2 separate regions of the Homo sapiens genome follow, and region 1 is linked to region 2. The links are chromatin loops, found by intact Hi-C in ENCODE. Cell type or tissue: GM12878. All regions are shown on one strand. Each heading gives the region's core, and the rest is flanking DNA. Links, peaks and the distances in the headings are about the cores only.

Region 1 (2,915 bases), core at 187-2,686, 72 kb before region 2:
TCTTTTGCAAGGGAGTAATTTTTTTTTTTTTTTTTTTTTTTTTGAGGTGGAGTCTCGCTCTGTTCCCCAGGCTGGAGTGCAGTGGCGCAATCTCAGCTCACTGCAAGCTCCGCCTCCTGGGTTCACGCCATTCTCCTGCCTCAGCTTCCCGAGTAGCTGAGACTACAGGCACCTCCCACCACACCCGGCTAGTTTTTTGTATTTTTAGTAGAGACGGGGTTTCACCATGTTAGCCAGGATGGTCTCGATCTCCTGACCTCGTGATCCGCCTGCCTCGGCCTCCCGAACTGCTGGGATTACAGGCATGAGACACCGTGCCCGGCCGGGAATAATTTTTTTACAAAGCTCTTCAATAGACTTCCCTAATGGCCAGAACTGAGTTCCATAGATACCTCAACTTCAAGGGAAGCTAGAAACTGTGAGTTGTACATTTCAGTCTCTATTGTATGACGTGGGCAGAGGAAGAGGTGATGTAAATAGCTAAAGCATGGCCAAACGACAGTATCTGCCACAGCTGTTGAGCTCCCTCTGGATGTGTTAGTCCACAGGAGAATTAGGACCTGGGTTAGGTATCAACAATAACAGTAGCTTCATCAGTAGTCTGGGCTCTTAATTCCCACCTTTCTCCTTGGAATTTGCTCCATCAGGAATTAATGACTTAAAATATCTGCTTACATTGTCACCTCAGCCACTAGATTGTGAGTTCCTTTAGGAAAGGACTATGATTTATTTAACACCAGTGCCTGACTCATGAAAGACATTTTTTTTTAATGTGAGAAGGAATTGCTAATTTAGTGACAAATTTTTATTAGTTGGATGGATTAGCTACTTAATTAATGCAGCATTCAATTTACAGATGCACAATATTACAAAAACAAAACCTGATTCTTAGGAGTGACAAATCTGGAAAAGTAACAAAAAGGCATCTTAAAAAAATACAGGGATATGCTTACCAGTTTCAGAGGTATAATTATTTAAAGTTATTTTAGAAAGAAACTCTTCCCTTCCTGTCCCCATATTTTTGACTTGGCATCCAAGAAAGGGAAATTATGCCCATCCTTTTACCATAGATTCATATAAAAATACTGTACATGATTATAGTGATGTATGATTTCCTAAAGGAATGTGCAACATTTTATTTGATCTATACAACAAACTGGTGATGTAAGCAAGGAGAGATTAGAGGATCACATTTCCTGTTATGGGACAAAAATTAATAATATAGGAATAAATAATTTAGAAATGCTTATAGACTTATTCCTTTTCCAACCTCACCAAAAAGAATCCTGTAAATGCTAGTCCAATTTTCACCTCCTATGGTCTTCGAAGAGGAAAGATTCTTTTTGATGATAGAAGAGATAAATCTACGTATAACAGTACTGGAGGGTAGGGAGGGAGGACGGAAGTGGCAGAAAACTGTATGAGTAAGGAGTGAAAGAGGAAGCCTTTTATTTTCTCCCTGGAGATCAGAACCAGAGCAGCTACGATAAGAAAGTAGGTTGGAGACGCAAGAGAATTTGCATAAGTGTTTCTGAGAACCATATATTTTCATCCCCTTTAGTGTCTTCAGAGCGGCATGAATAATAAATAGAATTCCATCTTTGTTACTTTCAGTTTGGGGACATTGCTGCTTAAATCTGAAACTGCTCTGAGACTGAAGCACATGGGTCTCTGAGTTTATTAGGGTTACACATAGACAATGAAACACATGGTCAGAGAGGTTAAGAGAATGATCTATTAATAGTAGAACCTAACTACTGCTTAAAGCCCTATGCCATGCCTTATCCTTCCACTTCACCCTACAAAACTAAAGTGTATACATTTGTTTCAGTTGTTGCTGCTTGCTTGTTTGCTTTTCTGTTTTGAGCTTTTCTTTTCTTTTGTGGAGGGTAAGAAAGGTAAGCTTGTGTGCTCTTCCCAGTTCATGGAAGCTCGTCAAGTTTTCAGTTTGCATTATCAAGCAAATGCTTTGCAGGATCAGGAGTTTTTAAATTTCTTTATATTTTTTATTTTCCTTATTTTTGGCACCTTATCCAAGACCTGTGAGTCCCTCTGGGCTGTGTGTCTGAGAAGTGATAATTGAATTTCTCAGGGTGCAAGTCACTGGGAAGCTGAGTTTGCGGCATGTTAGCTTGGTATCTCTCTTTATTTCTGAGCACCCCCACCCTCTCTCAGGCCAAGTCACAGCTGAATGCTTCACATTAAAACGCACAAAAACATGAATCCGTAGGGCAATACACCAATGGAATCTTTAGGATTCAGACTCATAATAGTTCATCTCTTGCTTGGTCTGCCCTGAGGTTCTGAGTGAGATTATCCTGCTTGCTCACACCTTATTAATTTTGATTTATCTAAGGGAGAGATGTAGAAATGTCCTCACCTATGTTTGTGCTTCAGGTAAGTCAAAGATGTTTGTTTCTATCTACTTAAGAGAGTAAACAACTGAGTCTTGGTATAGTCAGGCATAGGCTTTGGTGGAGAGATTTGGATGCTTAGGCTCCTATTTGACAGAAAGCAAGGCCTGGAGCTGAGAACCCCAAACAGGTAATCCTTGGGAAGGTATGTCTGGGTGTCACGGTAGTCAGCTGAGAATGTAAAGTGCTGCCTATGGCTAAGGGTATGGGATAGACTGTTGCCTACTTGACCCTCTCTGCAGTGTCTACAGTGAGTTTTGTTTGTTTGTTTTTTAATGTAAGTGGTTGGGAAGAGGAGATCGATGGGAAAGTTACAAAAGAAACAGGAATTTCCAAAGAATCTGAGAACTTAGAGAGGTGAGAGAAGAGAGAAAGGAAAAGCACTGCCCAGAGAGGAGAGGCCAAGTTGGAGCATCCAGAAAGGCCTGCCACGTTCCCCTGTGACAGCCCTGCTCTGACAGGGTGAGGGCCTGGGACAGGAGGAGATAGAAGGAAGGGAGA
Region 2 (2,915 bases), core at 282-2,781:
TATTGATTGAGAGCTACTGTATAAAGTTGCTAATAGGCCAGGCGAGGTGGCTCACGCCTGTAATCCCAACACTTTGGGAGGCTGAGGCAGGTCAGGAGATCGAGACCATCCTAGCTAACATGGTGAAACCCCGTCTCTACTAAAAATACAAAAAATTAGTCAGGTGTGGTGGTACACGCCTGTAGTCTCAGCTACTCCTGAGGCTGAGGCAGGAGAATCTCTTGAACCCGGGAGGCAGAGGTCGCAGTGAGCCAAGATCATGCCACTGCACTTCAGCCTGGGCAACAGAGAGAGTCTTTGTCTCAAAAAAAAAAAAAAAAAAAAAAGAAGGAGGAAAAAAAAGAAAGTTGCTAATAGCTCAGTGCCTCTCCACTGGGAGGATATTTGAAGGCTGCTATCTTGATCTGATGCATACTGCAACTGTCTGTCATGCCTTTCCAAACTGGAATTGCATTTGCTTCCCCCTTTGTTGCAGGGAGGCGAATGGCAAAACCCAAAATAAGGAATCATGACAAACAGTATGTACACTTGCCTCTCAGTTTTTTTGGATAGACTTCTTATGCTTCATTTATTCTGGAGAAAAATATTATTAGTACAAGAGCTGGGAAGCGGAACTGGGTTGAGGAAGCTATAATAAAGGTCAATTGGAAGAGAAAATAAGGAAGTGGGGGTAAGGAAGCCATCAAAGTGCATCAGTCGCTAATAGATGATTCCGTACTTCCTTTCTTAGGAAAGATTGGGGCATGTGGAAAACTGCTTGTCCATTTGTGCACTGCAGAAAGGGAGGGGGAGGAGACCCAGACTCCCTAAAAGGGGAAAAAACATCAGGGGAGAAGTGAAGCAGGTGTTTCCTGCTGCCTGTGCCTCAGAGGAAAGCTTGAAGTCCTGGGAGGGGGTTTTCCACAGCGGCACAAATCAGGGGAAGCCATATTTTTCCAGCAGCCTAATTCAGAGGTCAGACACGTCAGCCATCACCTCTCATGTTCATCTCTCTTTCTCTTGCTCTCTCTCTCTCTCTCTCTCTCTCTCTCTTTCTCTCTGTCTCTTTTCTCTCTCTTTCTCTCTCTCCCCTCCTAGGCTCAAAGATCTGAAAAACTAGTAAAAAGTTTATACAGAGGTAGCGTATAGACAATTTCTTTCAGTTTCTCTCTACCCTCCTTTTTCAGGTTATCTGCTTTTTTTGTTTACTTGTCCATGTCAATCAATCTTTATTTTATTTTTCTCTTTGTACTTAATGGGAGTGTTCATATTAATGCCTAGCATGTGCCTTTCTTCATTTAAAATAAAAAGGAAAACAAAAGATAAAGTGAAATATCCAGCAGTATATTATCTTGAACTTGCACAATGTGACACTAAAAGGTACTGGGCCATTTAGCTCTGCTCCTCTACAGAATTAGTTATAAAACCAAGACATTTATGGAAAGCAATTTTTAATGATACATTGATATGTTAGCTATGTCTTTTAAAATTACTCTCTCTCTGTCACCCCTTCTCCTTTTTCTCTCCCTCTAACAGTAAAGTATCTAGGAAAATAACAGTAAAATTGGTGTGTGTATGTGTGTGCTCACATGCACATCATGTGAAAACATTTGAAAACAACTCAATGATTTAAAAATATATACTTGTCTATTTTAGATTAAGTCAGAGTAAAAAGAGAAAAAAGGGAAGCAGGAGGATGAAGGGAATGAGGAAAAGAGAAAACGAGAGGTAGAAAAGAGAGAGGAGAAAGGAAGGAGATGAGTTGGGGCACTCAAATACAAAGAGAAATCGCCATATATCATCCAGATGTTTTGTCTACAGCAGACCAAACATCAGGCTTTCGGGAAACATTTGGAAGACACAATGCTCCTTTCACTACACAGACAACTGTTGACAGTCCTATCGCCTCCTTCCCTGCGTGTATGTGTCTATCCCTTTCAAGCCTTTTTGTGGTCAAATTATAAAGGCCTGTTTAGTGGGTGGGGTGACGTCACACTGACCACAAAAGCTTATATTTCCTGCTACTAAATACACAGCCCCTGCTGACGAAGTGATCATTACAGAGAGAGCTTGTTCTGCCGAGGTCACCCCAAAGTGGGGATGAAGGCACTGGGGCGGGGGCTCGGTTGAGAGAGCAGAGCCATTATTCCCAAGTGTGTCTGCCTGCCTGCTGATCCTCATCTTGCTAGAACCAAAAGATGAAAATAGAAGTCTCTTTGTGCTTCCTCCAGGCCTTTGTCTCTAAGGATGCTGGGGCACACTGGGACACAACATGGTGGGAAAAAGGAAAAGACAAAAATTCAGGTCTTTGATTCCAGTTTCCTCATTTATAAGCTCAGTGATTTTACCTCTCCGGGTTGAATCCTGAAAATCTCCGTTTTACTAAAGAGAAAAGAACCTCATCCAGGGATCACACGGGAGCATGTATTTTAAAGTGACTGGTTTTAGTTTTGAGGGCAGCTGCTATCTTATAGTGATTTCTTTAGTGTTCCCACTTTCCTTGTGCTGATTACAAACGGTGGTTCTCTCTTCTGAGAGGAGAGAGTAAAGGGTAGGTTTTGTTTTTACGCATTTCTTTCTATTTTATTTATTTATTTTTGCAGAGGTCATGGGTGAACAATTTTTTTAATGAAGGAAAATAAATGAATTAACGTGGTGACTTGTCCAGTTAAGCCAAAGAAGCCACACCAAGTGTTAGAGGACCACAGAGGAACCAGAGAGGATCTGGGTAAGATCTCACAGGAAGAGTAGCATCTGGGTTGGGTGTAGTGCATAGGAGTTTGGCAGGCAGAGGGTTATGATCATAATTACCATCCCCAGGAACCCCTAAGTATCCCCTGGCATTAAACCAGAGTGGTCTGAGGCCTTATGTTGTAAGTCCTTGGCACTCCAAACCTCAGATGAAACAAAAATTGATGGATGTGCTTTTTGAATAG

What was found. A loop is a pair of places that touch in the nucleus more often than their neighbours do. Peaks named below come from ENCODE experiments on the same cell type or tissue, not always from the same donor. Only the 100,000 strongest peaks of a DNase experiment are listed, where the experiment ranks them.
Region 1: it touches region 2 in a loop (3.0-fold over the local background); 5 of 110 quality-filtered maps call a loop at or near these places.

The regions. Positions count from the first base shown.
Region 1 is chr2:217,088,696-217,091,610 of GRCh38, forward strand. No RefSeq gene overlaps it. Among named protein-coding and RNA genes, the nearest start is that of DIRC3-AS1, 190 kb to the right of the region's middle. In GM12878, for the core only: no CTCF peak of the experiment used is centred there; a DNase peak (open chromatin) is centred at 1,626; H3K4me3 peaks cover 510 bases; H3K27ac peaks cover 825 bases.
Region 2 is chr2:217,160,774-217,163,688 of GRCh38, forward strand. No RefSeq gene overlaps it. Among named protein-coding and RNA genes, the nearest start is that of DIRC3-AS1, 120 kb to the right of the region's middle. RefSeq lists an enhancer at 673-967. In GM12878, for the core only: no CTCF peak of the experiment used is centred there; no DNase peak of the experiment used is centred there.